Linked DNA regions of Homo sapiens: regions 1, 3 and 4 are each linked to region 2. A link is a loop called in an ENCODE intact Hi-C map of the cell type or tissue named here. Cell type or tissue: Caco-2. All regions are shown on one strand.

What was found. Peaks named below come from ENCODE experiments on the same cell type or tissue, not always from the same donor. Only the 100,000 strongest peaks of a DNase experiment are listed, where the experiment ranks them.
Region 1: it touches region 2 in a loop (26-fold over the local background); 11 of 110 quality-filtered maps call a loop at or near these places.
Region 3: it touches region 2 in a loop (17-fold over the local background); 13 of 110 quality-filtered maps call a loop at or near these places.
Region 4: it touches region 2 in a loop (9-fold over the local background); 10 of 110 quality-filtered maps call a loop at or near these places.

What each region holds. Positions count from the first base shown.
Region 1 is chr2:106,538,197-106,546,196 of GRCh38, reverse strand. It overlaps a transcript of CD8B2 not described here. Among named protein-coding and RNA genes, the nearest start is that of CD8B2, 55 kb to the right of the region's middle. In Caco-2, a CTCF peak has its summit at 3,283; a DNase peak (open chromatin) is centred at 3,266; H3K4me3 peaks cover 396 bases.
Region 2 is chr2:106,245,090-106,253,089 of GRCh38, reverse strand. It overlaps the pseudogene RPL22P10. Among named protein-coding and RNA genes, the nearest start is that of UXS1, 55 kb to the right of the region's middle. In Caco-2, no CTCF peak of the experiment used is centred here; a DNase peak (open chromatin) is centred at 4,355.
Region 3 is chr2:106,099,998-106,107,997 of GRCh38, reverse strand. It overlaps UXS1 (UDP-glucuronate decarboxylase 1), which reads left to right. Exons shown (of 15, transcript NM_001253875.2): 11 at 3,161-3,204; 12 at 6,880-6,940. Among named protein-coding and RNA genes, the nearest start is that of ECRG4, 38 kb to the right of the region's middle. In Caco-2, CTCF peaks have their summits at 3,240 and 3,439 (motif pointing left); a DNase peak (open chromatin) is centred at 3,477.
Region 4 is chr2:106,579,568-106,587,567 of GRCh38, reverse strand. No RefSeq gene overlaps it. Among named protein-coding and RNA genes, the nearest start is that of CD8B2, 96 kb to the right of the region's middle. In Caco-2, a CTCF peak has its summit at 4,836 (motif pointing right); DNase peaks (open chromatin) are centred at 4,867 and 5,277.

The DNA.
Region 1 (8,000 bases), 290 kb before region 2:
TGTGAGCCATCCGAAAGGGTTTAGGCCTTATTGGGATGGGAAACAGGAGGCATTAGAGTGGTTTAAGCAGACAAGAGACATGTTCAGAAGCTGCCTTTATAAATGATTGCTTGGAATGCCGTGTGAAGACAGGACTGGGATGGGTGGCTGACTGACTAGAGGACCAGAAATCTGTGAGGAGGCTGTGCTCATAATTACGGTAAAGCATGTCAGTGGCCTCAGTTAGAGTAGTGGCAGTAAGGCATAAATAATAATAATTATTACTACAGCTGTTGTTTGTCGGCCATCTATGTGATTGCTGAAAGAGGACTCATCCAAGGAGATAGAAAAGCAGGAGAAAACTATATTGTTGCAGAAGCAGAGTGTGTTTTAACGAAAAAGTAGACAACAATATGGAATTCTTTTTTTTTTTTTTTTTTAGATAGTGTCTTGCTCTGTCACCCAGGCTGGAGTGCAGTGGTCCAATCATTGCTCACTGTGCAACCTCAAATTCCCAGGCTTAAATGATCGTCCTGCCTCAGCCTCCTGAGTAGCTGGGACCATGGGGCTACAGACGCATACCACCACACCTGGCTAATATTTTAATATTTTGTAGGGGTGGGGTTTCACTATATTGCCTAGCTGGTCTTGAACTCCTGGGATCCAGCAATCTTCGGCCTCTCAAAGTGCTGGGATCCTCTTGATCAACAAAGAGAGGCCTGGAATTGTAACCGCTTGCACTGATGCCCACTGGAAAGCTATCCTACCCTTTACCATATGGCCTGCACCCATCTGTTGATGGTTCTCAATCCCCTGTACAATAAACAGTGAGGTCAAGTGTGTGGGGTCTGTGAATAGTCCACAGAAGGAGAGGTCGTTCAATTCTTATTTAAACGGTGACATTTAATGATTACGGCGGTCAATTCTACTCCTTTCCACATCGCCAGGGTCTGCTTTCTTCACTGTGCGATGCTATAGCCATGTGAGTCATATCAGTGAAAGGAGACGGTGGCAGGCTCGGAATATGGATTAAACACTTGTTGCTAGTACTTGCTGTCAGCATCCTACTGGCTTTTAGCAGGAGCCTACTACAGAGGTGGTTACGTCCTGCAGAGGATGGCATAGCAAACCCTGTGACAACAGCATGGCTTCCCATGTCCCCTGTGTTTCCCACAGGGGGCGACACCAGCCATGCAGAGTGAAGATTGCACCAGGTGGGAGGTGCTCCTTGACGTCTCACCTGAGGACATTTGGGCATGATCCTCCTCTGAGTGTTGGGGGGCTCTGGCTCAGCGTCTGCATTTGCAAGCACTGAAAGTTTACTGAAGAACCAGCTTTCTACAAGCATCCCCCAAAGGTCAAGCCTCCAGACCTATGGAGAACCACTCTGGAGGATGCCTTCAACAGTCAACACCCAAAAAAACCTCCAGGAGGTGAGATGACTCCTGAAGGTCCCCTCCCGGACTTTTACTGCCATTCAGAGAGCCGACAGAAACAGCCCACTCCCACCCTCTGCCTTCTCCCAGTTCACACCAGGCTCCCTCACTTCTCCAACGCAGGATCCAGAATCTCTGAATTGGATGAGGCCTCAAAGACCGTCCAGCCTAGTCCCTTATTTCGCAAATGAGGTTGTGGAGACATCAGAAGCTGAAGTGGCTTGCTTCGGGTCATGAGTAAGAAAGTGGATTCGACTGGACAGTGTCTGGAAAGGTAGCCTGGAAGGGCTGTGTCTGTCCTCCAGAGGAAGCTGAGAGGAGGCCAGACCCCAACAGCCCAGCTGGGAGTCCGTCCCCTTCCAACCTGGGCCTAAGCCTCAGGAGTGAGTTGAACGGCTCTCCCCGCATGAGAAGACACATAAACTACCCACTAGTATGGTCAGAGTTGTGATCTGTGAAACTGGGCTAAAAACAGCAAGCTACATTTAGTCATTAAGACGTTTATTTCTGCAACTGCTTCCCACATTCCAAATCTATTCAAAAACCTATTCAAATAACTAAAAACTTGTTGGTAACTTTTTTACAACTCCCATGCAGCTTCAGGATGGCCTCGCTAGACACGCATGCAGTCTGAGCACCTGTTCAACCATACTCCACCAAGTCCTGCAATTATTGATGATAAGCCTGCACACAGGCCACCCACGTGCTCTTGACCAAAGCGGATCAGGCAGTCCCAGTCCCTTGCTAGGCATCCATGGGGAAATGTGAAAACAGTTCACAAGATCTGGGTCTGGAAGAAAAATAGGACTTTCATGAGTAGAGAAGAACAATCGAATCAGATGCAAAAGATGGGCAATGTACATCACAAAACTTTCAGTGTATAAGCACAAATCCACAGAAATCCATCCAAGTTCATGGAACCTGTGAAACTCATAGAAAGCTTGAAATATAAACTGTCCAACTAAGACAGCCCTAGCTCCAGTCAATAAGAGTAATTTCACTGGGTTCTCCATGGTCCAGGGCTACTGGAATTCAGAAGATCCTGATATTTACATCATGGATTGACAGGCTTTGGATATTTTGTTTCTTTTTACTTTTATATTCTTTATTTTGTTTAATTAATTTATTTATATTGAGACAGAGTCTCGCCCTGTTACCCAGGCTGGAGTGCAGTGGTGCAGTCTTGGCTTTGGATATTTTGTTTCTTTTTACTTTTATATTCTTTATTTTGTTTAATTAATTTATTTATATTGAGACAGAGTCTCGCCCTGTTACCCAGGCTGGAGTGCAGTAGTGCAGTCATGGCCCACGGCAGCCTCAACTTCCGGGTTCAAGCAATCCTCCAATCCTCAGCCTCCCAAGTAGCTGGGACCATAGGTGGGTGCCACCACGACCGGCTAATTTTATTTTATTTTTTTGTAAAGAGGGGTTCTTATTATATTGCCCAGGCTGGTCTCGAACTGCTGGGTTCAAACGATCTTCCCAGGAGGCCTCAGCCTCCCAAAGTACTGGGATTACAAGCGTGAGCCACTCCGCCAAGCCTGATATTTTATTTGAAAATACCTAAGCCTCACTTGCAGGACTTTGTAGCTGCAGGTAAGGCAGTTCCCGGCGGTCGGGATACAAAGAGAAACATGAGAAGCCCGGGTCCTTCCGCATTGAAGTTACTTCTTCTCAGGAGAGAACTTCCAACTTTCTTTACACTGTTAACAGAGCCTATAACGAGTGGCAATCATGACTAAATACTTGTTCCTTGGGCTCAAAAACAGGGTACATTAACGCGAACCTCCCGGACCTGTGCGGCATGGCCGAGCGCTCCTCTTTCTTTATGCAGTTCTGCGCTGGAACACACGGGGGCAGCAGAGTCTAGCCTGACCCCGAGCAACGTACGGAAATGTTAGGGGCACTGCTCAGTTGATAAGCCGGGGCTGGATGATGGGCGCACATGTATTCACTTATACACACATACGTACATATACATATGTAAAATGTATATACTTTTATATTTATTTATACTTCATATATAGTATGTATTTCATATATATTTCATATATAGTATGTTTCATATATATTTCATATATAATATATATTTCATATATAATATATACTTCATATATAATATATACCTATATATTTATATAACCTATTTTATACATTACATAATATATATCCTTCATGGGGAAGGATTTCTTTACATCCTTCTGGTCTACCCAAAGTTGTCTTTAATAGGCATGTATTTGTTAAATAATCAGGAAAAAAAAAGAATTAACTTGAAAGTGGAAGAAAATGCACATTAATGAAAATCCAGGATATATATTGAGAGTTTTTCCTCACAAAAATATATTTCAGTTTACAAAATAATTAGTAATATAAGGACTCTAAGTAACAATCTCTATTCATGACTGTATTAGTCAAATGCCTTTGAGCACCTCATATGTGTATAAGTCACTCTTTTAGTTTCCAAAGATGGCAAGAGAAGTCAGATCTAGTTACTGCCCGCAGTGAGCCCACAGCTGACCAGCCGTGAACCCCAGATAATGACTGTTATATCAGAGGGATGCGCAAAATGCTGTGCAGACAACAGAGACGGAGACCGTGAACTCTACAAGGGCTGAAGTCCCTGAGGATCTACAGAGGAGGGGAGGCTGAAGGTTTGTCTTCAAAGGTTAAGTAAGAATTGACCAGTTAAAGTGGCAAGTGGCGTATCAGACAGGGAACAGTCAAGACAAAGTTTATGGAGAGTTGGAAGAAGGAAAAGTTGGCTGGAGGTAGAGTGAAGGCTGAGCCATGGGGAACGGTGGTCCCGCCAGAGAGTGAACAGCCTTGACCTCTAGCTTACACTGCAATGGGATGGCTGGCAGAGGCTGTAGTTGAAGCCATGCCTGGGCTCTGGATACAGCTCTGCCAAGATAGGGCAGATTCGTGGTGGAGTTGGAAGGATAGAAGGGATGAAATATGTTGGTAGGTTCTCTATTCCAGTGACTTTCCAACTTTTTAAACTGCAACCTGCAATAAAGAATGCCTTTCACAATGCCACTCAATATACAGAAATATACATGCATGTGTGGTGGACATTCATATAATGCAAACATACATACAATATGTAATGCACTCCCACCTTGTATGGTCTCTATTTCATTAATAGAGAGAGATTTCATAATCCACTAACAGGTCGCATCTTACGGTTTGAAAAATGCATTCTAAAATGGTTTCTCAACCTCATACCTTTGACGTTTTGGGCCAGGTGATTGCTGGTTGTGGGAGCTGTCCTGTTCATTGCACAATGTTTAGCAACATATCCGCTAGATGCCACTAGCATCCCCTTCCCAAGTTCTGACAGCCAATAATGTGCCTGGACATTGTCAAATGTGCCCTGGGGTGCAAAACTGCCCCTTGGTTGAATACCACTGCCCTAACCAAAGGGAAATAATCTGGTTTTGGGGGAAGAGGACGTTTGACCTCACATTCAGGAGTGAGTGGCCCTACTTCCATAGGGGGTCACTAACCACCAACAAGAGAGAAGAAACTGACCAATTTTGAGCATGAATGACGGAGAGGGATCTAGAGTTAGTGGGAGGTCCTAGTGATACACAGATACAAACAGGCATGCTGCAGACCTTGTCACACAGCCAGCGTGCCACCGTGGCCTACCTCAAACCACACCTGCCTGCCTTCCTCTGCCCCAGCCCACCAAGCCTGCCCACCACAGGGCCCTTGCACATCCAGCTCTCTGCAAAACTCTTCATTCCCTCTCCTCCTGCTGGGCTCCTGTGGACCATTGAGTCTCTTAAAGGTCATTTTCCCCAAAAGGCTGTCTCCACTCCCCCAGCCGAATGAAGCTCCCCTGATATGCCTTCAAGACACCCGCTAGTTGTCACTTTGAATACTTACTGCAAAAGGTAGTTATAAGAGTATTTGGGGCCGGGCACAGTGGCTTGCGCCTGTAATCCCAGCACTTTGGGAGGCCGAGGCAGGTGGTTCACAAGGTCAGGAGTTCGATACCAGCCTGGCCAAGATGGTGAAACCCCATCTCTACAAAAAATAGAAAAATTAGCCTGGCGTGGTGGTAGGCGCCTGTAATCCCAACTACTCAGGAGGCTGAGGCAGGAGAATCACTGGAACCCAGGAGGCAGAGGTTGCAGTGAGCTGAGATTGCGTCACTGCACTCTAGCCTGGGTGACAGAACAAGACTCCATCTCAAAAAAAAAAAAGGAGTATTTGGATGATTATTTGCTTGATTTACTTTTTCCCCCTCAAGACTGTGAAAGTCCTGAAAGCAGGGGGTTTGCCTGCTTGGCTCACCCAGAACAACAAGCCGACTTGCTAAATGAGGGAGTGGTACTGCCAGTTGACTTCATTCTTGGTCCTATTTTTATCTGTTTTGAGATTGACATTAATGCGCCTTTGGTGGGCTGGTCTCCTAGGGCTAATTGTCATTTCTTTGCAGTAAGAAATGTTGAAAAGCTTTTTAAATAAAATAATGAAAATACGAATTTCTCACAAAGGCTGAGTTTCTAATAACATAATTATTCCAACACTCATCTTGAGACCACATAATTAAGAAACAGTAATACTTGGATATTTTTTTTAATTTGAGAGGTCTACATAAACGATTCTCTGCATGATTCTTTCTTTGATCATTGAAGCTGTCATTTTCTTTTTTCATTCTTAGGAAATCATTCCACATAACAAAATTGAATTTCTTTCAAGCCATAAAATTATTGGAATATAACATCCACCCTAACTTCATCTACATAACATGAAGTATATAATTTCCACTCAAAATTAATTCTCAATGTAAACAAGAATAACAATAAACCAAAATTCACTTATGTTTACTATGAAATAGATTTAACGATCAGGAAGTCCCATGACAAAAAAGGGAGATTCAGTGACGGGAACAGTGATTAAGTTAGCCAAGATGCTCAGCAGTAGGAGAATACACTTTTTTTTCCCACTTGGCAAAGCTTAAATAATTTTTTAAGTGTCAGATTCTGTTCTTATTTTATCAGCCAAAGGAGGCTTGGTTTCCAAGCCGTGTATCCGTCAAGAAATTGGAATTCAAGCAAACACATATTTTGAAGTTTGATGCATTGAAGCCAAACACTGTAGAGACAATGATAAATATGATATGGTCCATCTTAAAAATGTTTTTGGTGTTTGTGTGAAACATCCTGTAAGCTGGAATTAAGCAGCAAAGAGCAATGATGCCCAGAAGCTGCAGCCCCGTGTGGCCCCCTAATTCCACAGTAAGACCCCTTATTTGTCTTCAGAATAAAAGATGAGCACACCGCACACATGGTATTGTGTCCCAAGTACATCAACTTTCCATGTTTTGGCGTGGAAACAAGAAACATCTTTACTTCAATTCCATAAAGTAGTTCTCTAAATTTTAGAAATATAAATATGTTTGCCTTTTGGGACCAATATATATATTTCCCCTTGAACTCACTTATTCATCCATTTATTTCACAAATTTATAAGGAGCTTGCCCTGTGCTAGGTGCTGTGATACCTGCTGGAGACACAGTGGTGAAGAGACACAGGAGGTCTCAGCACACAGGTGAGACCCACACATGGGCCCCGAGTGCTGTGGGGGCACCAGGCACTCTGCTAAGTGCTTCATGTGCCTCACTCATCAACACAGCAACTCCATGGGGCAGGCACTGCCCTGGCCCTGAAATGAGTGAGGCCAAGGTGTGTAAGTGAACACGTGTTCACTTGCGCTGTGACCAGGTAGAGTCAGAAGTTCAGCCAGCACACACCAGCTGCAAGAACCCGGCTCTGAAGTCCTCATGTGTCACTAGTTCATGAGCTACTGATCACACACATGCAGTCACACAGATAAACAGTCACACCGTGCACAAGCTCTGGGAGGGGGACACACTGCATATGAGACTGTTTCAGATGGCAGTGCCCGGCCTGATGAGGAAGGGCAAGGAAGGCCCCCAGGGGAAGCCTTGAGGCAGTGTGGAAGGGTGGGTGGGTGGAGAGCATAATATGAAGAGGGAGGGGTCCAAGCTCAGCACAGATGCCAAGAGCCAGACCTTTGAAAATATGTGGCCAAGACCCAGGAGTGCCTGGACACACGGAAGCCAGCTATTACCAGAGATAGTGACATGCAGGTGAACATCTGGGGAGTAGGAGGTGGGGAAGGGTGTTACAGACAGGAATTCCTACTCAGGACACTGCTCGGCTCTAGATAGCGCAAAGGTGAATTTTCCAAGGTAAATGCACTTTGTGAGATCTCAAGTGCCACACAGATTCACAGTCACCCTTATTACAACATGGGGAAATTTTAATCACTGCTAATAGTAGATGCTCAAGTCCTAAGATCTTATGAAACAAGCCAAGAAAGCTACTTCTGATCAATTTTAAGAACAAGTAAAGAGAAAAGCAGGCCATTTGTGTACCGTTTCAAGCAAAAAGCAACAAGATGAATATTCTTCATGTATACATAGCCTACATAGGCTGAAGGCTCCATCTCAAAATTCCCCTTCACAGCCTAAACCTTCCTCAGCCCCTGAGTTGACCACCCTGCCTATACCGTATTTTCCCGTTTCTCAAATCACTGGCAAGTGTTATT
Region 2 (8,000 bases):
TGTTCAAATGTGTTTGTCTCTTGAAACAGTGACACAAAGGTATAATTCTCTATGGTTTGAAATGGATCATGTGAGGCATGTAATACCAAGAATTGTTACTTTACAATGTTCCCTTAAGCAAAATTAAATTTGCCTTGAACTTTAGTTATGCATAGACTGATGATAAAGCTCTAAACATGCAAAAAATAATAATAAAAGTAAAAATGGAGACATTACCACTGATTTTACAGAAATAATGGATTAAAAGAGAATAGAAAAATAGATGAAAAAATAGACAACCTAGATGAAATGAAGAAATTTATTGAAACATAGAAATTATGTAGGTTGACAGAAGAAATAGAAAATCTCAACAGTTCTATAACAAAGTGATTGTAAACATAATTAAGAAAAAACTTCCCCAAAAGAAAAGTCCTGAATCAGATGGCTTCACAGGTGAATTCTACTAAAGAAAGAGAAATTGACACAAATTATTTCTCAGATAATCCAAAAAATTGAAGTTTTGGGGATAGCAAGGAACACTTGCTATGCATTCTGTGAAACCAGCATTACCTTGCTATTAAAGCCAGATGATATTGCAAGAAAAGAAAATTGCAGACTAACATTGCTTATAAATATAGATGGAAAATCCTTAACAAATATTAGCAAGGCTGGGCATGGTGGCTCACGCCTGTAATCCCAGCACTTTGGGAGGCCGAGGCAGGCAGATCACCTGAGGTCAGGGGTTCAAGACCAGCCTGGCCAACATGGTGAACTCCTGCCTCTACTAAAAATACAAAAATTAGCCTGGCATGGTGGTAGGTGCCTGTAATCCCAGCTACTTGGAGGCTGAGGCAGGAGAATTGCTTGAACCCAGGAGGCGGAGGTTGCAGTGAGCTGAGATCATGCCACTGCACTCCAGCCTGGGTGACAGAGTGAGAATCCAGCTCAAAAAAAAAAAAAAAAAAAAAAAAATTAGCAAATTGACTCCATCAGTATACTATAAGGATTATTCACAATTGAATGGGATTTTACCATGAATGCAAGGACGTTTCAACAGAAGAAAATTAATCAATGTAGTACATCACATTATTTGAACAAAGGAAAAAAAATCACATTATCATCTCAATTGACATGGAAAAAGCATTTGAGGAATTTTAACATCCTTTCATAATAAAAACTCTCGGCTGGGTGCAGCGGCTCACACCAGTAATGCCAGCACTTTGGGAGGCCTAGATGGGTGAATCAGCTGAAGTCAGGAGTTCAAGACCAGCCTGGCCAACACGGTGAAACCCCGTCTCTACTAAATAATACAAAAATTAGCCGTGCATGGTGGTGGGCACCTGTAATCCCAGCTTCTTGGGAGGCTGAGGCAGGGAGAATTGCTTGAACCAGGGAGGCAGAGGTTGCAGTGAGCTGAGATGGTGCCACTGCACTCCAGCCTCGGCAACAGAGTGAGACTCCATCTCAAAAAACAAAAAACAAAAACAAGCAAACAAACAAACAAACAAAACTCTCAGCAAATTAGGAACAGAGGGAAAATTTCTCAACATGATAGAGTGTGTTTCTGGAAAACTTACAGCTAACATTATATTCAATGGTAAAAAAAACTGAATAAGTTCCCCTTAAGACAAGGCACAAGAAAAAGTTTCCCAGTGCTGTTTGACACTGAATTGAAAGTTCTAGCTAGACAAGAAAAGCAAATAGACCGGGTGTGGTGGCTCACGCCTGTAATCCCAGCACTTTGGGAGGCCGAGGTGGGCAGGTCCTTTGAGCGCAGGAGTTTGAGCCCAGCCTCAGCAACATAGTGACACCCTGTCTCTACAAAAAATACAAAAAACAAAGTGGCCGGGCGCGATGGCTCACACCTGTAATCCCAGCACTTTGAGAGGCTGAGGCAGCTGAATCACCTGAGATCAGGAGTTCAAGACCAGCCTGGCCAATATGGCAAAACCCTGTCTCTACAAAAATGCAAAAATTAGCCCCCCATGATGTCGGGTGCCTGTAATCCCAGCTACTTGGGAGACTGAGGTGGGAGAATTGCTTGAACCTAGAAGGTGGAGGTTGCAGTAAGCCAAGATCATGCCATTACACTCCAGTCAGGGCAACAGAGTGAGACTCCATCTCAAAAAAAAAAAGTCATCCAAATCTAAAGGAATAGGTGAAACTATTTCTGTGTGTAGATGACATAATTCTTTGTATACAAAACCCCACAGAATCCACAAGAAAACTCAGAGCTAATGAATGAATTCAGCAAAGTTGCAGTGTACAAAATCAGCACACAAAAACAAATTGTTTTCTATACACTAGAAGGAAATTAAGAAGAAATTCCATTTACAATAGCATCTAAAAAATTAAATACTTAGAAATAAATCTAACTGAAGAGGTGAAAGATTGATACACTGAAAACTATAAAAGATAAAAACTACAAAAAATTAAAAAGATCAAAGTAATTGAAAATACATTCTGTGTCTGTGGATAGGAAGACTTACCACTGTTAAGATGTCAATACTACTGAAAATGATCAGCAAATTCAACACAATCTCTTCTAAAATTCCAACAGCCTTTTCTTTTCCACAAATGAGGAAGCTGATCCTCAAATTTACATAGAATTGAAAGTGACCCTGAATAGCCAAAACAATCTTGATAAGGAAGAATAGAGTTGGAAGACTCACACTTTCTGATTTCAAAACTTACTACAAAGCTACAGTAATTAAAACAGAAGGCACTGGCATAAGGACAGACATATCCAATGAAATAGAATCGAGAGTCAGAAAAAGGTCTCATATATATGGTGAATGGATTTTTTCTTTTTTTGTTTTTAACTGACACATAATAATTTCACAGATTTTTGGGGCACAGTATGATATTTTGATACATGTATACAAAGTGTGATGCTCAAATCAGGATAATTAACATATCAATCACCTCAAACATTTATAATTTCCTTGTGGTAGGAACATTCAAAATCCTCTGTTCTAGCTATTAAAAATACATAATAAATTATTGTTAACTATAGTCACCCTACAATGCTACAGAACATTAGAACTTTTTCCTCCTATCCAGCTGCAATTTTTTGTCCATTAGCTAACCTCCCCCTATTCTCCCCACCTCCCTGCCTTTCCCAGCCTTTAGTAACCACTATTCTACTCTTTGCTTCTATGAGCTCAACTTTTTATTCTTCCACTTATAAGTGAGAACATGTGGTATTTATCTTTCTGTGCCTGGCTTATTTCAGTTAACACAAAATCCTCTAGGTTCATTCATGTTGCTGTAAATGACAGAATTTTATTTTTTATTTTTATTTTTCATTGTGGTTATAGACCACATTTTATTTATCCATTAATTTGTTGGTGAGCACTTAGGTTGATATCATATCTTGGCCATCATGAATAGTGCTGCAATAAACACAGGAATGCAGATCTTTTTTTTTTTTTGTAGCCATGTGTTAGTCACTTTAATAGAAAATGTGATCAAAACCTGACTACAAGAGTTCAGAGAAAAACCAGTGAGTTTCAATTTCATTACAAGTTTTTAAATCTGGAACTAGTTTTTTTGTTTTTGTTTTGTTTTGTTTTTTAACTTAAATGCTAACTTCAGCTCCGGGTTTTTTCACAACCAAACTAAAAATTACTTACTACGTGGGAACATCAATGCAACAAACAAGTAAAATTTGTAAACTCAAGCCACAAACTTACAGTTAATAATCATGGTAAGGGACATTGCCACAGAGCAACTGATGCCTCAGTGAAGTTTGAAAGAAACTCTGCCTTCTGTGAAGGCAGAGAAGAAATATGCAGGCAATTCTGCTTCAAAGAAATCTGCTAGGAATGGAAAATGCTAAAGCCTTTAAGACAAGTGAAATTGCAAAGCCTCAACACGTTCAGCTCAATCCACAGAGCACCAAATGTTAAATTGGAGCCAAAGTAGGATTGAACATTGAATTTCCAGCTATGCAACTCACAGAGCACAATTTCAGGTGTGGAAACCATCTGTAGGCAAGTTCTTTTAAAAACATGAATTTTATACACCGTAAATTCTAAAACACACACTTCTGCATTATTGTTCAAATTTCAGAAGGGCACCACAAGTCACCAGGGTCTTTCAAAGTCACTCACGGCAACAATTCTGTCTTTTTATTCCAGCCTTGGTAGCCCCCTTCCACAGTTCTCTAGCCTCTGCACACACTGCGCCTCACCACTGTAGAATGACTTCTGACATTAAATCCAGTCATGGCCTAAGTCGCATGAGGCAGCTATTTCCCAGGCACCTCCCTTCTCCTTGGCATGGGAGGCTTCCCAACCACTTCAGGCCCCACACAGGAGGCCACATCTGGAAGCACTATTCCTCCAGCTCCCTCTGCTGGAGACCAAAGTGACAGATTGTTGCAAAGACGTGTAGAAACAGATTACTTACACATTCATTTTTGTACACATTTAGTTAATTTAGAACCTGGGACTTTTACAATAGATTCCCCAAACCCCTTTATGGAGAGTGACAGACTACGCAGCAATGCTGAAGGAGCACAGTTTCTCTCTCTAGGAAGAAGAGGATTAGTAGACATAATTGTGTGCATGAAGAGAAATTTGTAATAAAAAAATCAAAGTAAGATTAATGGCCCAGAAACCTGCATTTTATTGACAATTGACACTGTCATTTTTGCAGACAGAGAATCTTAGAAAGATGTCACTTTTTTTTTTTCTTTTTGCGACGGAGTCTGCAGTGGTGCAATCTCGACTCACTGCAACATCCACCTCCCATGTTCAAGTAGTTCTCCTGCCTCAGCCTCCCGAATAGCTGGGATTACAGGCACCTGCCACCACGCCTGGCTAATTTTTGTATTTTTAGTAGAGACGGGCTTTTACCATGTTAGCCAGGCTGGTCTCAAACTCCTGACCTCATGATCCTCCAGCCTTAGCCTCCCAAAGTGCTGGGATTACAGGTGTGAGCCACGGCACCTGGCCACCTTTTCTTTTAATGAATGAGAGGAGCCCACGTGTATCCCTGAATCATTCTTTGGGAAAAGCAACAGAAACAATTGACAGTCACACTTTTTAAAATAAAACAGTCACTCCCTTCAGTCCATACCTCCACGCCCTCATCTGTCTGCCCAATGTCTGTCAGTTCCGTAAAGTTACCCTCTCCTTCTACTCTAGTATTACCACAAGAACTGAAAATTTCAAGCAGAAAAAAATAAAAAATAAAAAAAATCATGTTACAAATAAGCGAGTGGCGGCCCAAGGGAAGCCCTTTGACTATGATTTCCAATTCTCTGTTCAATCTACACTGCAGAGACACAATGATAAACCACCAATTTGGTTCCCAAGTTTTATTCAAGAACTCATACAAAATATTTCAGATAAATGAAATTTAATCCTCTTCTTCATCCTGGTTAATTTGGAAGTAACATAATTTGTAACTCTCTTTACTGTTAGCAACTATGCACAACCAATCATGAAGATTATTCTTCTTCAAATATTTTTTAGTGAGATATTTCAAATACCTTTTGGAAAAAGGTACCTTGGATGTCACGGTGATCTTGCTCTTGCTCTTCTCGATGGTCACCACCCCTCCACCAAGGTTCCCAACTTTTCCGTTCACTTTGATCCTTTCTTGCAAAAACTGCTCAAAATTGGCAGCATCTACGATTCCATCTTCTATGGGGTGGGTGCAATCAAGAGTGAACTTCAGAACCTGCTTTTTTTTTGCCCACCTTCTCCACAAGCTTTCTCACGGGCACCATGGCAGTAGTGGAGGCAGAAAGCCAGATATCTCTTTAACATACTGATTTTCTTTCCTTTGGATGTATATCGAGTAGTGGGATTGCTGGATCATATGGTAGCTTAATTTTTAGTTTTTTGAGGAACCTCCATACTGTTTTCCATAGCGGCTGTACTAATTTACATATCCACCAACAGTGTGTAAGAATTCCCTTTAATCTGCATCCTCTCCAGTATTTGTTATTTTTTGTCTTTTTGATAATAGCTATTCTGATTGGGATGAAATGAAATCTCATTGCAGTTTAGATTTTCATTTCCCTGATGGTTAGTGATATTAAGCATTTTTTTCTTATACTTGTTGGCCATTTGTAGATCTTTTGAAAAATGCCTACTTAGATCATTTGCCCATTTAAAAAAAACAGGGTTATTTTTTGTTGTGTTTTATTTGCTGTTGAGTTATTTGAGTTCTTTGTTTATTCTGGATGTTAATCCCTTGTCAAATGAGTAGTTTGTAAATAGTTTCTTCCATTCTGCAAGTTGACTCTTTACTCTGTTGATTGTTTCCTTTGCTGTGCAGAGGCTTTTGAGTTTGATATAATCCCATTTGTCTATTTTTTCGTTGTTGCCTGTGCTTTTGTGTTCTCATCCATAAAATATTTGCCTAGATCAATGACCTAAGCATTTTCCTTATGTTTTCTTCTGGTAGTTTTATAGTTTTGGGTCTTGCATTTAAGTCTGTAATCCATTTGAGTTTATTTTTGTATATGGTGAGAGATAGGGGTCTAGTTTTATTCTTCTGCATATGGATATCCAGTTTTCTCATTACCACTTATTGAAGAGGCTGTCCTTTTGCCAATGTATATTCTTGATGTCTTTGTTGAAAATCAGTTGGCTGTAGATACATGTATTTATTTCTGGGTTCTCTATTCTGTTTCAGTAGTCTATGTACCTGTTTTTATGCCAGTACTGTGCTTTTCTGGTTACTATCTTGTACTATATTTTGAGGTCAGGTAGTGTGATGCCTCCAGCTTGGTTCTTTTTCTCAGGTTTGCTTTGGCTAGTCCAAGTCTTTTGTGGTTCCATATGAATTTTAGGATTGTTTTTATTTCTGCAAAGAATATCATTGATATTTTGATAGAGATTGCACTTAATCTGTAGATCATTTGGAATAGTGTGGTCATTTTAACAATATTAATTCTTCCAACCCATGAACATGGAATGTCTTTTCATTTTTAGGTCCTCTTCAATTTTTTTCATCAGTCTTTTATTGTTTTCATTGTAAAGGTCTTTCACCTCCTTGGTTAAATTTATTCCTAGGCATTTTTTTTTTTTGGTCGCCTTTTAAAATACAATTGCTTTCTTGATTTCATTTTCAGAAAGTTTGTTATTGGTGCATAGAAATGCTACTAATTTTTGTATGCTGATTTTACATTCTCAACTTTACTGAATTTGTTTATCAGTTCTAACACTACCAAAAAGTAGTGTAGGCTCCAAATCCTACCATGACTGCGTCTCTTTTTCCTAGGTACATCTTCGACCTTGGCAAAATAAACTTCTAAATTGATTGAGACCTGTCTCAGACACTTTTTTGGTGTATGCTTGCTTTGTGAAATGAATTTAGAATTCCTTCTCTTTCAATTTTTTGGAGGAGTTTGAGAAGAATCGGAGTGAGTTCTTTGAAAATTTGGTAGAATTCAGCAGAGAAAGTTTTTCTTCATATGCATGGGGAAAAATCTCTCCTCAAATCATGTTTTCCTCTACTCTCCCATCTCAACAATCATCTACACAGAAGAAAACTTCTATGACCAGATGTATGGGGATCTTTCCCCGCAACCAAGCAGCAGACACCAGCTGAATGTTCTTCAATTCCATTCTAACACTATTTACATGGAGAGAGTGCCAGATCCCACAGGTTAAGGACTCAGTCCCCAAGCCTATTCTCTCCTTCCCCTCACCCACCGGTCCCAAGTCCAGGCCTCTGGAACTTCTGACTGATTGCCTTCAAGTTGGGGTTCCCACAACACCCTCTTTGGATTTAATTAATTTGTTAGAGTGGCTCCCAGAACTCAAACGCTTACATTTACTGTTATACTAAGAAGTATATTTTAAAGGATGCAGATAACCAGATGAAGAGATATATAGGATGAGATCTGCAAGGGTCCCAAATGCAGGAGCTTCTGATCCTGTGGAGCTGGAGTGCGCCACCCTCCCAGCACGTGGGCGAGTTTTTCTTCACCTTCCTGTCGGCTTCCATGTGTTCGGCTATCAGGAAGCTCACTGAACCCTGTCCTCTTGGATTTTTAT
Region 3 (8,000 bases), 150 kb after region 2:
TCCCACGGGATCCACGCCTTTCCACTGCAGCCCAGGCAGAACAGCCTCCTCTTGTACTAGGGACTATTTCCTTGAGGCCCAGTTGGGCCTCAGGTGGGACCTCAGAGGGAGTGCTGCTGAGCACCTTTTGTCACCGTACCTGAAGGCAGCATAGCTTACCCGGTGACCGTGGTGCCTGCAGATGAACCTTGTGTCGGTGCTGGCTGGGTGGGGAGCTGCCCCTGGCGAGTCACGCAGGGAAATGCACCCACAGTCGTAACTCTCCTTCCAGTGCACTTATGAATGAGTCAACGGTGGGAAATACCCAGCAGACTGCAGGTTATTTTGGGAGCCTTTTGGACTTCCCAGGCTGCAGCCCTTTGGGATTAAGTGATATTCAAGCTGCTGAATGTCTCCACCACAAGTCCCTTGTTTGGTTGAGCAGGTACCTGGCGTGGTTCTTCACATCCTGACCCTGGCAGCCTAGTTAACCCATCCCGGTCGGGGGGCTTACCCAGCATGTATTGCCCTGGATTGTGTTCCTCCAGGGCTTGGGGTCAGCATGTTTCGGTGGAATGGAAAGCTGCCACTGTGCTCTTCCATGGCTCCTCTCTGAGAGACGGTGTGTGAGTGGACACCGCTGCTCTGATGAGTGAGCCTGGGCTTTAGATCAGACTGAAGACTGGCCTCGGCTGGCTTGTTGAAGGCCACTGCCGCTCTGGACAAAGGTGGGCTTTCTGTGAATGTGGCTGGAATGCACTAGCAGACTGGTGAGCCCACCATCACAGTGGCCCTGACTGAGTGTGGTGGGAAGGTGCAAAACAAGCAGCAGAGGTGCATCTGTGCGCTCAGCTTTGAGAGCAGAGCCCCGGATGCAGACAGAGGCAATGGGCAGGACAGCAGCACAGCCCCAAACCCACCTGTGGAGGAGCCTGTGACGCGGGAGTTGCCTAAATCCGATACTCACTACAGTGAGGTTGGAGAATGGCCTGGTGCCAGCCTGAGAGCCACAGTTTGAAAAAAGAAAAAAAAATCTACAGGTAGTTCTGAAATTATGAACACAATAGGGCAGGAAAAAGAATTCTGAACTTGGAGTCAAGATAAATTTCACTCTGCTGAATGCAGGTCACTCCAGCGCTTTGACCTTCCATTACCTCATCTCCAAAATAAGGTTGTAAAAAACAAAAAGAGTTACACCTACGGCACTGGTGTAGAGGGGAGTTTCCAGGCTGAGGGAGCTGGCAGTGGGTGGACCTCCTGTCCTACCAACTCAGGCCCACTGCTTCCTACCTTCCTCACATGTATCAGAAGTATCAGCCAGGCCAGAGAATCAGGTTCAGGCAGAACTGTCAAGGAATTCCCCTCTGCTTCCAAGAGGCCCATGCCCATCCTTCCTCAATGTTCCTTTACTGAGATTTGTTGCAGCTGTAGTTTCTGTGTTGACAGGAATCCCCATTCCTCAGTATCCCCAGCCTTTTCTCAGTGTAAGGCCTTCCCCCCAAGAACAGAACCTACATAGATAGAACTGATACACCTGTGGAATTGGCATATAAATGTTTATTAAGAAAACAGAGATAGCCTTTGAACCTGCTTTTTAAATAAATAAATAAGGCTTTCAGGGGGTTTGATGCATGTGCTTTTTTTTTTTTTTTTTGAGACGGAGTTTCACTCTTGTTGCCCAGGCTGGAGTGCAATGGCACGATCTCGGCTCACTGCAACCTCCGCCTCCCAGGTTCAAGCAATTCTCCTGCCTCAGCCTCCCTAGTAGCTGGGATTACAGGCGCCCACCACCACACCCAGCTAATTTTGTAATTTTAGCAGAGACAGGGTTTCTCCATGTTGGTCAGGCTGGTGTCGAACTCCCGACCTCCGGTGATCTGCCCATCTCGGCCTCCCAAGGTGCTGGGATTACAGGCTTGAGCCACCGCGCCAGGCCATGCGTGTGCTTTTCTTCTCCACCTGATCCTTCCCCTTTTCCTTCTCAGAGCTGGAGCGGGGAGCTCTGGGAAAGCCAGGCTGAGTGTCTGGTGCTGAGGGGGCTGGTGCTGTTCACAGAGCTGCTGGCAGGGGCTCTTTTTTGCTGTCAGGCGGGAAGAGACCCCAGGGTTGTTATAATCAAGCTTGTTCCCAAAGGCAGTCCCTTCTTCCCAGCTGCCTGCTTTCCACCACAGGGAGGTACACAAGCAAACAAAACCCCCGAGGGCACTCTTGTTCCTGTGATGCCGCGCTTAGGAGATCTCCCCAAGCACCTCTGTTGCCGTCTCCGCCTCAGTGAGTGGCGTGATCCGTGGCGCTCCGCAGGTCATTCAGCAGATGCTCATCCCATGCTGGTATCGCACCTCACATCGTGCTGGGCTCCAGCAGGGCAAAGGGGGTTCGGACACCAGTCCTTCTGGGGAGTTCACAGTTGGGGGCAGTTGGCAAAGGGCTTTCCCTGGGCAATGAGCCAGAGAAGCTTCTCCAGGAGGTGGCATCAGAGCTTGTCCCTAAAGGATGAGTAGCACTCTGCCAGGTGGAAAGTAGACAAGACGGTCTCAGCTGGCAGAGCAAAGAACACAAGCCAAGCTATGGAAGTGTGGAGCAAATGTGCAGTGGAAACAAAGGGGAATGTGACCCTCCTCCTGCCACCTCCGCATCACTTTCAGAGTCTCCTGCATGCCTCTCCACCTTGGCCTTATATTAGAATCTCCTGGGGAGCTAGCTGTAACAATACCAGGAGATGCCGGCCTCATCCCAAACAGTCTGTGAACCAGCCTGGGCGGCATCCCCAGCTCTGCTGTTGGGCAGTCAGTGTGAGGAACCCCAGTTAAATGCATGTATTAATGTTTGTGTGTAGATCTGTCACCTAGCTGGACTCTGAGGTCACAGCCCCCCAGAGCCTCACATGATGCCTGACACATCGTAAGACTCCAGCAGAAGCGAATTCCTTCAGGCACTGTCTTTTGAGGGAAAACTTTACACAGCTATACCAGGTGCACACTTTAGGTATTGCTGCCACCATCTCACTGTCAAGGCATGGTCTCGAAGTAGAGTGCGGGATGTGGTGCTAGATGCTTTGAGTCAGCATCACTGCCCCCTGGGATCAGTTTCAAGGTCGGACTGTGTCCCCTGGAGTTTCAAGGACACCTACGCAGGACGGGTGTGGTTTTATCAGGAGGCCTAACTGTTGGTTTCCTTCCAGGTATACGGATCCGGGTCTCAGACAAGGGCGTTCCAGTACGTCAGGTAAGACTGTCCTGCCCTGCCCCAGCCTTAGCAGTGCTTTGGAGCAGGGGTCATGCCAACTTGACAGACAGTTCAGTGTCTTGTATATGTTAACCATTTCCACAACGCTAACACTATATATTGATTAAAAATTTTTAATTTTATGATGGGAAAACTTGCTGTTCTCTGTTTAAAAGTTAAAATTTGCATTCATCTCCATGACTATCGTGACTCATGTGCTAATCTTTTACTGCCACCTAGCGGTGTGTGGGTGAAGTTGCCCAGCTCTGAGGGTGACTTGGGTGATTTCAGCGCAGGTGGAGTTAAGAGATGGCCTTTTGCATCCAGCAGACCTGTGAATGCCAGAATCTGACCCATTGCAAACATGGCTCGCGGGGTGGAGGAGATAGTCCTTGTGGAGGGCACAAGGTAGATAGTGTTCTTATGTTGAATTTCACGCTGAAACTAAATGCAGATAAAAATATATTTTTTGAATAGATTCACGTGGTGATTTTTATTGCTTTCTTGGCAGCCCTTATAAACCCACTGTTCTGTTGTTCCATTCCGTTGGTGATTAATTTTAGAAGGCAGTGTGGATTCTCAGAGTAGTTAGGATAGAAGCAGTTGTGTATGCCAAAGTGCATCCACCAGTATGTGGCTATTGTAAATTCTGTGAAAGTTTCTGGTATCCTGAATTGTTGTAAAACCCAGTTCTATATTTTGAACCCACATATTTTCACTCTTCATTGCAAATACCCCAGTATGCCTGTCAATCAGGAAGTGTTATTCCTGCTGTCTTAGGGCCATCCCAGGGGCACTAGGGTGAGATGGTGGCTGTTGTGCAGGTCGGGGCAGCCCCCAAGTCCCACCTCAGCCAAAGCAACCACATAAAATTGTACCTACCCAGGACCCTTAGGTAGGGGTCCTGGGTAGGAGTCCCGTGGAGAAATGGAACTGGTAGTAAAATAAAATTTTAAAAAGAAATCAAAATAACCACTGTAGATTTTTGCTGAAAGTATTTGTGAATTTCCATTTACTCCAAAAGAAAGCTGTGAGTAAACATTTACACAGCCAGTAGTTTTTTCCTCCCCACCCATTAATATCTTGCCTCAAGGGGCAAAAGCCCAGAAGTGTACTATAACCAACTTTGTGGCCCAAATAGGCATGCATATTCTAAAAAGCGATTTAACAGGGAAATGGCAGCTGCCCCCGCTTTGGGACTGTGTTCATTTCAAAGCACTTAACGTAGGCACTATGTCCCTGGAGGAAACTATCATGGCACACTTCTGTATGGGGACCAAATTGTGGGCCTCCCTTGGATTGAGTACCGTCTTTCCATAGTGACGCGTTCTTATCCCATCCTCCTCCACTCACCCAGCTGTGCCCTTTTCTGAGGGAGTCTTGCTGTCCTCGGTTATGTGTGCCTGCCTCGGGCTGCCTCACCAGTGGCGCCCAGGCTTCTCCAGCCCCCACACCACATGGAATATCAATGAGATGTTGTGCGGTAAAAGGAAACCAGTCAGGACCCATTCTTCTTTCTGCTCTCATTATCTCAAGGGCATTGTGTGCAAAATTCATTTAAAATAGCCTCAGAGACTTTTCTTTTTGCTAGGACTAAAATATTTTGAGCATTCAGTGATGCCTGTGCTATGTGCTGTCCCAGCTCAGGACAAAATGCACCCTGGCCCGCTCTGATGGCCTGGTCACTGTCCTGTGCCTGCTTTGATGGTCGTGGCTCATGCTCCTAGCTGCCATCACATGCATCGTCCTCTCCCACACCACTTGACTACTTGAAAAGAGGGCATGAGCAGTTTCCCTAGACACATGGTTGTTAACCCTTTTAGAAAACCCATTTCATAACACTTCAGTAGTATTTATTTACTCCCCACTCTGGTGATCCTCTCTGGTTTCACATTAGCAGAGTCTGAGATGATGAGGCTTCAGGGACTTTGCCATACTTGGGCAAGGGTTTCCTGACTTAAACTTTTTAGTTATTGAGGACTCAGATGAGTTCATTAACTGACCAAAGTTTTGATGTTTTTCACAAGCAATTTTTTAGGAACTGAGCGTCTTTTAGTAATGCACGATGTCTGGGTCCATATAGTTACTGTACTAAATTAACCATTCCCCAAACCCATGATTGCCTCGAAACAACAGTGCAGGGAGTCTGAGGTCTAGGTGGCCATCCGCATCGGCATTTTGGCATGACTCTGTTTAATATTCTCATGGCCGGTTTTGTCCTCATTTACATAACAAAGGCATGCTATATTTTTTAAAAGTCACTTTGTCAAAATGACACTTGTAAAGAGCTTCAGGTTAAAGAATGTGATCTATGCAATTTTGACCTTAAAAGTTGCCAGTTTGTCATGTAAAAGGCCCATGGCTCTCCCGTCTGCCCCACTGAGGATGACTGCCTGAGAGTCACCCTTCTTCCAACTCAGATAAACCCCACCCCCCAGTTTCAATATTAAATCATATTGTGGATGCAATGGAATGGCAGCTTTTAATGTCTTTTTATAAACCTGCACAGATGTATGTCATGAGTGCACTATTGTAATGTAGCAATACTGCCATAGTGATGAAGTGACTTTTTGCTAGTTTCTATAAAGGAGAAATCATCCAAGGTTAGCAGGGATTTGCATTTGTGCTTGATCCTTGAGAATAGAACATTTTAAGCATGTTCATATGAAATACGCATTTGTCGTAAAGGAAAACGCAGAAATATCTGATTTACGAAATACCCCAATAGGTTTTTTCAATTGAAAGCAAAACCTATCTGCGGTTTTCTTTTGGAAGTTTATCCTGACCCAGAGTGACCTGCTCCTCACTGGTAACGATGGAGGAGGAGAAGGAGAAGGGTCAGAGCTTTAAAAGTCTTCTAAGAATTGTAGCTCATGGAAAATTGGCGTAGAAAAAGTGCTTGTGCTTAGCAGTGAGGTGTCATTTTTACGAAGTAACTTTGTTTTAACAGAGCCACACTTTAAAGCTTCTGAAAATAAGAACCAAACCTTGGTAAGCGAAAGTTTGCTTACTTATCTTCACCTTCATGGCCTAGTTGATCACAATCCATTTGAAACATCCAAATATCCCTGACCGTTTCATACGAGGTGTTTTGGGGGGTGGCGACTTTAAGGTTGGGGGAGTAGGGAGTGACGTTTCTGTTTATTTCAACCCTCAGTATTGTTTGCCTTTATCTGTGATTTGCCAGTATGGGGATCACATACTGGAGTTCGTTCATTTCCGTGGATCTTGTTTTTAAAAGTAATCATGTGCTTTCGTACAGGTCAACTACTGGGTTCACATTAAACATGAATTTTCTTTGGAAACTTATGTAAACTCCATCTTTTTTGAGTGTATGCCTGTTTTAACTTATGCTTAGTTTTTAATTGTTAAAGGACTTCAGAAATGCAGTGGCGAACTCAGCCCCATCACTCAGCTTCCATCCTATTTAACTATCTCCACCACACCCAAAAAAAGCAAATCCCAGACATCAAATATATCATTTCATCCATAAATACTTTCGCATTGTAAACACCATCTTAGTTTGTAGGATTTTGTTTCGACATTCAATTTTCCATTTGGGTTTTTGTTTTCTCCTGGGGGTGGTAATTTTTCTTCTGGGAGGGCTTCTATGTGGTGCGTGGCACTAGCATATTCCAGCAGGCAGAGCCTCACCTGCCTCCCCTTTTTTTCCAGCGATCTAGTGAATGGCCTCGTGGCTCTCATGAACAGCAACGTCAGCAGCCCGGTCAACCTGGTGAGTGCTCCTCTCCCTCCACTCTGCAGGACAGCTCAGACTTTCGTTCATTTGTGAAACCATGAGCAGCACCAGGCTTTGCTTCATTTGCCATCGGCACACTTAGGACATTTGTGTTTGTTGCTTGCTAAATACTAGAGGAAAAACAAACAAACACAAAGTAAGAGTATACAAAGAAGTAAAACATCTGCAAGGCACGGGTGAGTGATGTAATCAGTCCCTCCACCTTCTGAAGGGCCTGGGTCTAAGATTGTGTGAAGCCTTTTGGTGGTAGTAGGTGGACGTGTGTGTGCATCTCGTTCTCTATTTAACAGGCGGGTCATCATTATAAGGCCTGATTGCATTTTTAGAAGATGGAGGTTGTTCAGAGGGAAAATTTTCCGGTTGCTGATGATGTCTGTCATTTAGCCGGACAGACCACCTTCATGGCTTCTCGCCTTCCCTGCATGCCTGCCCACAGCCCCAGAACCTCCCTGTTGGAGGGATCATCCAGCCTTGAGCAGTTTCAGTGCTGGTGAACTTGCTTCTGCTCAGAGAAATTCACCCTGTCTTTGGACAGTTCTGGCCGGCAGAAAGCTCTTCCTCATATTGGACCAGAAATCTCACTTTCTGCACACCTGTCCACTGACCTCACTTCTCCACCTGGGGCCATTCATGGCTAGTGTGATGCCTCTACAGTGTGGTAACTCTCCAAGGATTTGAAGGAGATGGTCCTACCCCCTAAGCTGCCTCCTCCTTGGTGCATCAGCCAAGGTCATGGTAGGACCTCTTACCCTTTCTGTCACTGAGTGATTTTCTGAGCAGTTTTGTTCCATCTCATTTAAAATGCAAGGTTTCCAATGTGGACTGTCCAGCATTCAAGATGTTCTGCTTCTGTTGATGGCAGTGGACACAAGAACCTCTTAGCTCACAGAGACCTCCCCCTTAACCCTACCTTGGGGTCATTTCAGGTGCTTCTCCCAAATTACCTCTCCTGGTTCCTACACAACACTCTAAAGTTCAGGGAACTCTAAAATGTTGGCCATGTGACCTATTTCTTGCAAACCATGTCACCTTTGCT
Region 4 (8,000 bases), 330 kb before region 2:
GGAGCACAAGAGGACCGGGACCACAGCGCCCGGAGGCTGATACCCCGCAGCTGATCCACAACACTGCAAGCTCACCCCAAAGAGGGGCAGTGTGTGAACCCAGAGGACTCTCGTCAAGTGAAATAAGACAGGCATGAAGGACAAACACCGCAGGATCTCACTCCTATCTGGAACCTTAAAAAGTTGATTTCATGGAGGTATAGAGTAAAATAGTGACCAGGCGCTGGGGAGAGCAGGGGGGAGGCAGGGAACCAGAGAAGTTGGTCATCCGGGCAAAGTCACAGTTAGGAGGAATGATTTCTGTTACACAGTAGGGTGACCATAGGAAATAATGTAGTGTATATTTCAAGATAACCAGAAGATACTCAATGTTGTCACCACAAAGAATAAACGTCTAAAGTAATGGATGTGGTAATTATTCCAATTTGATCATTGTGTGCATTGAAACATCACACTGTACCCCATACACTTGTACAATGATAATGTGTCAATTATACATTTTTTTAAAATCCCATTAACAAAAAAAAGAAAAAGGAAAGAAAAGGGACCAATTGTCCTCTGCCAAACTGAGTATTCTAGGCTTGGCTAGATCTGTATGGCCAAAGAAAAATGAGGCAAAATAATTAAACTCTCAAATGTCACCTAGAAAAACCAACAGCACACACTATCTAAACCCACGCAGTTATTACGTGGGAAGCCGAGGCACGAAAATTGCTTGAGGTCAGGAGTTCCAAACCAGCCTGGGCAACATCTACAAGCAACAATATCCCGTCTCTACAAAAATACAAAATTAGCTGAGCATGATGATACTGTAGTCCTGGCTACTCAGGAGGCTGAGGTGGGAAAATTGCTTTAACCCAGGATTTTGAGTCCGCAGTGAGCCTTGATGGCACCACTGCACTGAGCCTAAGCCACCGAGTAAGAAGACCCTCTTACATACATACATAAATGAAATACATACATACATAAATACATACATAAAATCTATTTAAAGCAATTAAAATTTCTACTGCTACTATAGTATAACACAACTAGATTCAAAACAGTCTTCTCAACAAAGCAGAGTATTTTTCAAGCAACAATTCTAAGCCACACGCTGCCGTCCCCTACTCAGTATCCACCCCTAGCCCACACAACTCGCTACCCTCGGCCCTGACTCACTCAACTACCTACCGGACCCCACTACCCACCTACACCCCGTGTAAACCCACGCACTATCTACACCGTACCCCATTCCACTCATTTAACTCCACGCTTATTAACTTACCTTCCCCAAACACATACCTGCTCACAACCTACCTCTCATTCTAAGTAACAAATATAAAATCATTGTCAAAAGCATTGACATACTTGCAGTACTCTTCCCTGCAGAAATACTATCTTTCCTTTTACTGAAATCTTTTGTGATCCTCCGGTAAATACCAGTTTTTTTATCTACGATTTTATGGCTTCTGTTGGCTTAGTCTATTTGTTGTTGTAAACAAAATATTTTCCATAACATATTCAACATTATTATTGCAGTGTAAGGAAAACAATTGACTTTTATCTACTTACTTTCTACGTTGGGACTTCTCTGAACTCTTGCTTATAAGTTCGTGAAACGATTCTCGTGAGTCTTCCCTCAAAATGTTTTCACGTATAGGAAATGTTGTTGGAATCACAGCAAAAAGAGTGGTGATGAACAGAGGTGGAAGGAGCCAGGCATTACGCTCGTCCTTCATGGTTCCGCCCCCTGGCCCAGCCTCTGGGTCACACCCTTCCTTAAGGCTGCCCTCCCAGTTCTCCTGTCCCTCTCGGTTGAGCAAGCCCAGGGTCCTTTCTTGCCAATCTGGACCTGGTGCTGTGTCCGGAATTGGTGGGTTCTTGGTTTCACTGACATCAAGAATGAAACTGCGGACCCTCACAGTGACTGTTACAATTCTTAAAGATAGTGTGACCAGAGTTTGTTATTTCTGATGTTCGAAAGGGTTCGTAGTTTTTCCTTCTGCTGGGTTCGTGGTCTTGTTGGTTTCACGAGTGAAGCTGCAGACCTTCGCGGTGTTACAGCTCTCAAGGCCGCGCGTCCACAGTTGTTCATTCCTCTCAGTGAGTTCGTACTCCCGTTGGCCTCAATAGTGAAGCAGCAAACCTCTGCAGTCAGTGGTACAGCTGACTCAAATGAAAGCACTGCGGACTCAAATGAGTAGCAGCAGCAAGCTTTACTGCGAATATTAAAAAAAACAAGCCATACAAGCCCCACAACAGAACCTAACCTGATTGCCACTGCTGCCTCAGGCAGCCTGCTTTTATTCCCTTATCTGACCCCACCCAAATCCTGCTGATTGGCCCATTTTACAGAGAGCTGATTGGTCTGTTTTACAGAGAGCTGATTGGTCCGTTTTGACAGGGTGCTGATTGGTCCATTTTACAGAGAGCTGATTGGTCCGTTTTGACAGGGTGCTGATTGGTGTGTTTACAATCCCTGAGCTAGACACAGAGTGCTGATTGGTGCATTTATAATCCTCTAGCTAGACACAAAAGTTCTCCAAGTCCCCACTAGATTAGCTAGACACAGAGCACTGATTAGTGCCTTTACAAACCCCAAGCTAGACACAGAGTGATCATTGGTGCATTTACAATCCTCCAGCTAGACATAAAAGTTTTCCAAGTCTCCACCTGACTCAGGGGTTCAGCTGGTTTCCCCTAGTGTATCCCCTGCCCTAGGATCCAGCGCACTAGGATCCCGCCCCAGGTGCAGGTGGAGCTGCCCGCCAGTCCCCCAGGCCGCAGGTCTGCACTCCTCAGCCCTTGGGCGGTGGAGGTGACCCAGCGCCCCTGAGCAGGGGGTAGCGCCCCAGGGCAGGGGGCAACGCGGGTCAGGGAGGCTCGGGCTGCGCGAGAGCCCACTGCGGGAAGGTGGGGCGCTCGAGCGTGGCGGGCTGCAGGTCCCGATCCCTGCCCCACGGGGAGGCGGCTGAGGTCCAGCGAGAATTCGACCAAGGCGTGGGCGGGCCCACACTGCTGGGGGACCTGGCGCGCCCTCCACAGCTGCTGGCCCGGGTGCTAAGCCCCTCACTGCCCGGGAGTGCGCGGCCCGCGGAGCCCGCGCTCACCTGGAACTTGCGCTGGCAAGCACCGCCCTCAGTCCCGGTTCCCGCCGGCGCCTCTCCCTTCACACCTCCCCGCAAGCAGAGGGAGCTGACTCCGGCCTCAGCCAGCACAGAGAAGGGCTCCCACAGTGCAGCGGCGGGCCGAAGGGCTCCTCAAGCGCGGCCAGAGTGGGCACCGAGGCCCAGGAGGCGCTGAGAGTGAGCGAGGGCTGCTAGGCTGCTGTCACCTCTCACTGCCACCACATCAGTGGGCCCTTCTTACTTAAAAGGTGTCCGACAGCTAACCTGAGGACTGACTATTCTGTTAACAGATCTGCCTTAGATGCCTAAGGCATCCCTGCCTTTGAAGAGCTGAGGTTCGCTCCATCCTAAGCCCGCCAAGGCCTCTTCCAGCTTCTGTGTTTCCACGCACAGGCACCTGACGCACTTGGGCCATGACAGGTGAGGTGCTGTTTTAAAGAAGCCTCCTAATTCTTGAAAAGCACTGATGGAAAGACATAGCCTCTTTGTGGATTGTGCTATGTTTGATGGGAGTGCATACCTGAGGCCACAGTTTTGACACCAGGAAAGGAGGGAACCTGAGGTACAGCAGTCACAGGAGGCATGCAGGACCTGCCAGGAGCATTGCAGAGAAGTGGAGCCGGAGCCTGACGCCCTGGGACTTCCCTCCACTCTATTCCTTGCCATGGGCATGGCCAATGGTCTTCTAGTGTGGGCAGGGAAAGTATCCGCACTGATCATCTGAAGGATGCAAAATCAGCACAATCACAAAAAGGCTTCATGGAAGGACTCATCATTCAGCAAATGATTTATCACTAGCTAGGCGCCAGGACTCTGTTTATCTCTTTATCTAGATCAACAGTACTCCCAAGGCCAAAAGCCATAAAGGAGAAGATGCATGGACATAACCAGAGTATTTCAAAATGCCTTCAAGACAAAATTATTTTCAAAACATAGGCAAATGCAAAAGTCAAGTGAAAACTGGAGAAACTGTGTTTACAAGGAATCTAACGAAAACCCAATTTCCTTATGACATAAAAAAAGTATCAAATCAATAGCAAAAAGTAAAACAAAAACCTAATAAAAATAAAGCAAATGACATGATAGGACACAATCCTAAATAGATAAATACATAAATAGATGACTTTAAATAAGTTCTTAGCAATTTCAACCTCACATTTTAAAATTCACGAACTAGTTATTATAAGAGATCCTTTTTCACATATCCAAGTAAAAATTGTTTTACCAGCTTGACCATACACAATGTTTGCAGTGTTGGAGGGAAAGGTACCCTTACACACTGTTAGAGGTAAACAGGCGCCGCCTCTTTGGAATTTGGAATTTGTCAAATACGTAAGCATTTTAAATGCATGTAACCAATGACCCAGCTATCATCCTTTCTAAAATTGGTTTCACAGATAAACTCATTCCTTTTAAATAACTGATTTAATAAGTGACCTTAGGGCACAGATTATTTGACAAGAATATTTATTGTCTACTTGAATTCAGAGATTTTGGCACTGTGCAAGGCACACATGGGGAGTCTATAGATATGTGAATAAATAGCATCCCACCAGACAGCTAAGGACAGAATCATTGCCTGGAATTCTTTCCTCCGGGTATTGTCAATGCGATGTAAGAATATAAAACAAATAATGAGAGAATTCTAAAGCGAGAGGAAATAGAAAACGCTAACCCAAGGGGTTTGGCCGCTTTACCTCATCCTGACTCTAGATGGCAGCATCCGCTCACTTCCCCCAGCTGGGAGACTAGCTCCAGAAGCAGCCTGAATCCGAGCGAAATTGGAAGTTTTCCATGTAGGAGAATCAGCCGGGCACGGGCATCTGCTCAAGCCCCACTTGCAGTTAGGAGGATTCTCCCCACTTGAACGAACTCACAGAAGCAGATATCTGACCCCACTTTGGTCCGTTTACTCCATACATACAAGCCAAGGCATTTGTTTCTTTTTTTTTTCTTTTTTTTTTTTTTTTTTTTGTGGTGGAGGGGCGCTGTGATTTGTTTGGTTATGAGCCAGAAAAATGCCAGATATGTCCTGAGTGCTTCCCAAGCTCAATCACAGATAGGCACTTCCTTGACCTAACTGAGCTTCAAAAACGCATCAGCAAAAACACCCACGTAAGATGTCCGATGGGAGGCACCTCGGGACATATCCTAGGCAACAGCAGGGAGGCCCGCTTCCTCCTGCCGGCCGCGAGCAGCGCAGCACCTCTAGGGCCCGCGGAGAGAGCGAGGTCTCCCTGCCATGCGTGGGGTGGAGGCGGTGCTGTGCAGGACTCCCCTGCGGTCCACCTAGACTCTCAGCTTTAAAACTCCATTCCCAGGCTAAAAGGAAAAGAAAGCACTGGGAGGAGAAAACGGACAAGAAGTTCAAAACTCAGGTTATGGAAAAAGAGATAAATGAATCCTCACAGAAGCAATTTAGACTAGAGGCTTGAAAAGCCCAGGGTTATCTGGAAGAAATGAGATTTCCCCTAAGCATAAAACCTATGGTATGGAAATGAAACTGATTGAAGAAATACGTTGTGTGTGTGGGGGGGCGGGTGTCTATCTTTCAGTCTCTCTCTGTCTCTGTCTCTGTATCTCTGTCTGTCTATCTGCCTCTCTCTGTCTCTGATCTCTGTCTCTATCTCTGTCTGTCTCTATGTCTCTGTATCTCCCTATCTCTCTGTCTCTGACCTCTGTCTCTGTATCTCAGTTAACTCTCTGTAGCTCTCTCTGTCTCTATCTTTCTGTCTCTCTCTCTGTCCCTGTCTTTCTGTCTCTCTCCCACACACACACACACACACACTCCAAACAAAGTGTAGTGAAGGAGAGCTGGATAAATTACTGCGCACATGCTGAGGGAAAAGGCAGATTGATAGACAGGGGTGGCTAAAAAGCAACCCTGCGATCCGGTTCCCAGCAAATCTGCCACTCAAGTTTCTCATCTCATCAGGGATGGGAAGGAACAGAAGGCTCCACTGCGGTGCTGGCTGTGGGCTTATACGTTGCCGATCCCTGGGGACTGGACCTAGTGCTATTCTGCAGAAGGTAATTGAAGAAACCCTACTAGGAATGAAGAAACCCAAGTGAAGGAGGGTGACAGATGGAAAGGAATGCTTCTAAGCAGTTTTCGTGCAGGGTTGTGAAAATGAAGCGTCTATAGAGGAAAAGGACATGTTTCACAGGCTCAAGGATTTGAGTTTAAGCTTCAATAAAGATGAGAAACAGAGTAGGAATTTCCCTAGCAGTTCTTTGTACGGAAATTAGCGTGAAGATCTGAAGGGCTTCGGTACTGACAGCAACTTCCAAACTGCTTCAAGCCGCTCACCATCAAAATGAGGTGAATATCCAAAACATTTCCTCCCTAGAGAGAACTTCTGACAAGATCAGGGAAATGTAAGTTTAGCGACTAAACCAGGACGCGGTGGGCAGGCTCACGGCAGCACCCTCCACTCAGTGTGGCTTCCTTCCTGCCCCTGTCATCACCTGTGAGGTGTGGGCCTTGCAGCGAGATTGGGGTATTCACCCAGTTTTCTTCCTTGAGTCTAAGTGAGGATTGCTTGGTAGACATTAGAATCCACAAGCATAAAAGGTAACGTTGCAGGGGCTGAGGAAGCCACTGCCATCCGGGGAGCCACAGGACATGGAAGCTGAGGGACAGACGGCAGAGCCCTCAGAGGAGCTGAGCTAAAGAGCTTCTAGCAAAACTGCAGTTGCTTGGGGGGACTCGGCACTAAGATTACGACAATTTAGCATTAAGTATAACCCGGATAGGAGTAATTAAGCTTAATATTGCAGAAACAGTATTTTAAAGAAAAAAGATGGACGTATGGCCCAACGAAGAATTTTTTCTGATTTGTGGATTTATGAGTGAAAGTCTTTCAACAAGGGGAAAAGAAGGGGACGGGAGGGGAGGGGAGGGGAGGAGAGGGATATAAGGCATGCTCATGAGTGGTTTCCTCTGTAGGCAGCTGGGGCCCCAACCGGCTGGGTCTCCTGGACAGTGTGGACACACCCCAGGGCTGCCTCTCCTGAAGGCAAGGATGCTGGGCACACCGGCTCTTGTTACCTGCTTTAGTGGCTGCTCCTGGTGGTGTCAACTGCCCTGCACTTCTGGCATGTTACAAGCATGAAACAGAGCAAACAAAACCCTTGGTGGGGAACCTCAGATGCCTGGAGTATAGACCTTCAGAGGGTTCTGGAAGGGCCACTCCCGAAAGCCTCTGAGCAGCAGCATCCACTATGCACCTGTGTAAGAGAGCAGGCTGCCTGGTTATTATGGGGTGCCACAATCTCCCCAGCTACCAACATACGAGATGATCCTAGAGATAACCAGAGGCACCATGGACTGGCTGGTTCACCGTTGTACAATGGATTGATTTGGCTGCATTTAAAGCTGGCCCCAGTCCGAGGAAAAAGACAGACGCCTGGCTGGCCTCTGCTGTCACCTTCAGAGCAGGGTTGTTCTGTTTTTCTAACAGCTGGTTGGATTCATCTAGATAATTTCCACTCTGCCTTTTTGTCAGCAGATCTCTTTAGCTGCGGTTTTGACCCTAGGTCGCCAGACCACTCACCAAGATGAAAAGTGGTAGTGTATTTTTCTGTCAGCCAGCCCAGAGGCTGCCAGCAGTGCCCCTCGGCCAAGGGCTTTGACCTTGGACGTTAGCGAGCAATGACCCACAGGGCAGCAAGCAAGGGGAAGTGTTGCTCTCTTGCTTCCTTCTTATTTCTCATGCTGTCTGGGAGTTTTCATAAATTTGAGCTAGCTTGAAATCATGTACATCGTGTTTATGTGCAGAAAAAAACCTACACTGTATCGATAACTTAGTTTACAGTTTACACAGATACTTTCACATTCTTTCTTTATCTGAATTCAAATCTGCCCATACACTTGTCTCTCCGTCAAGC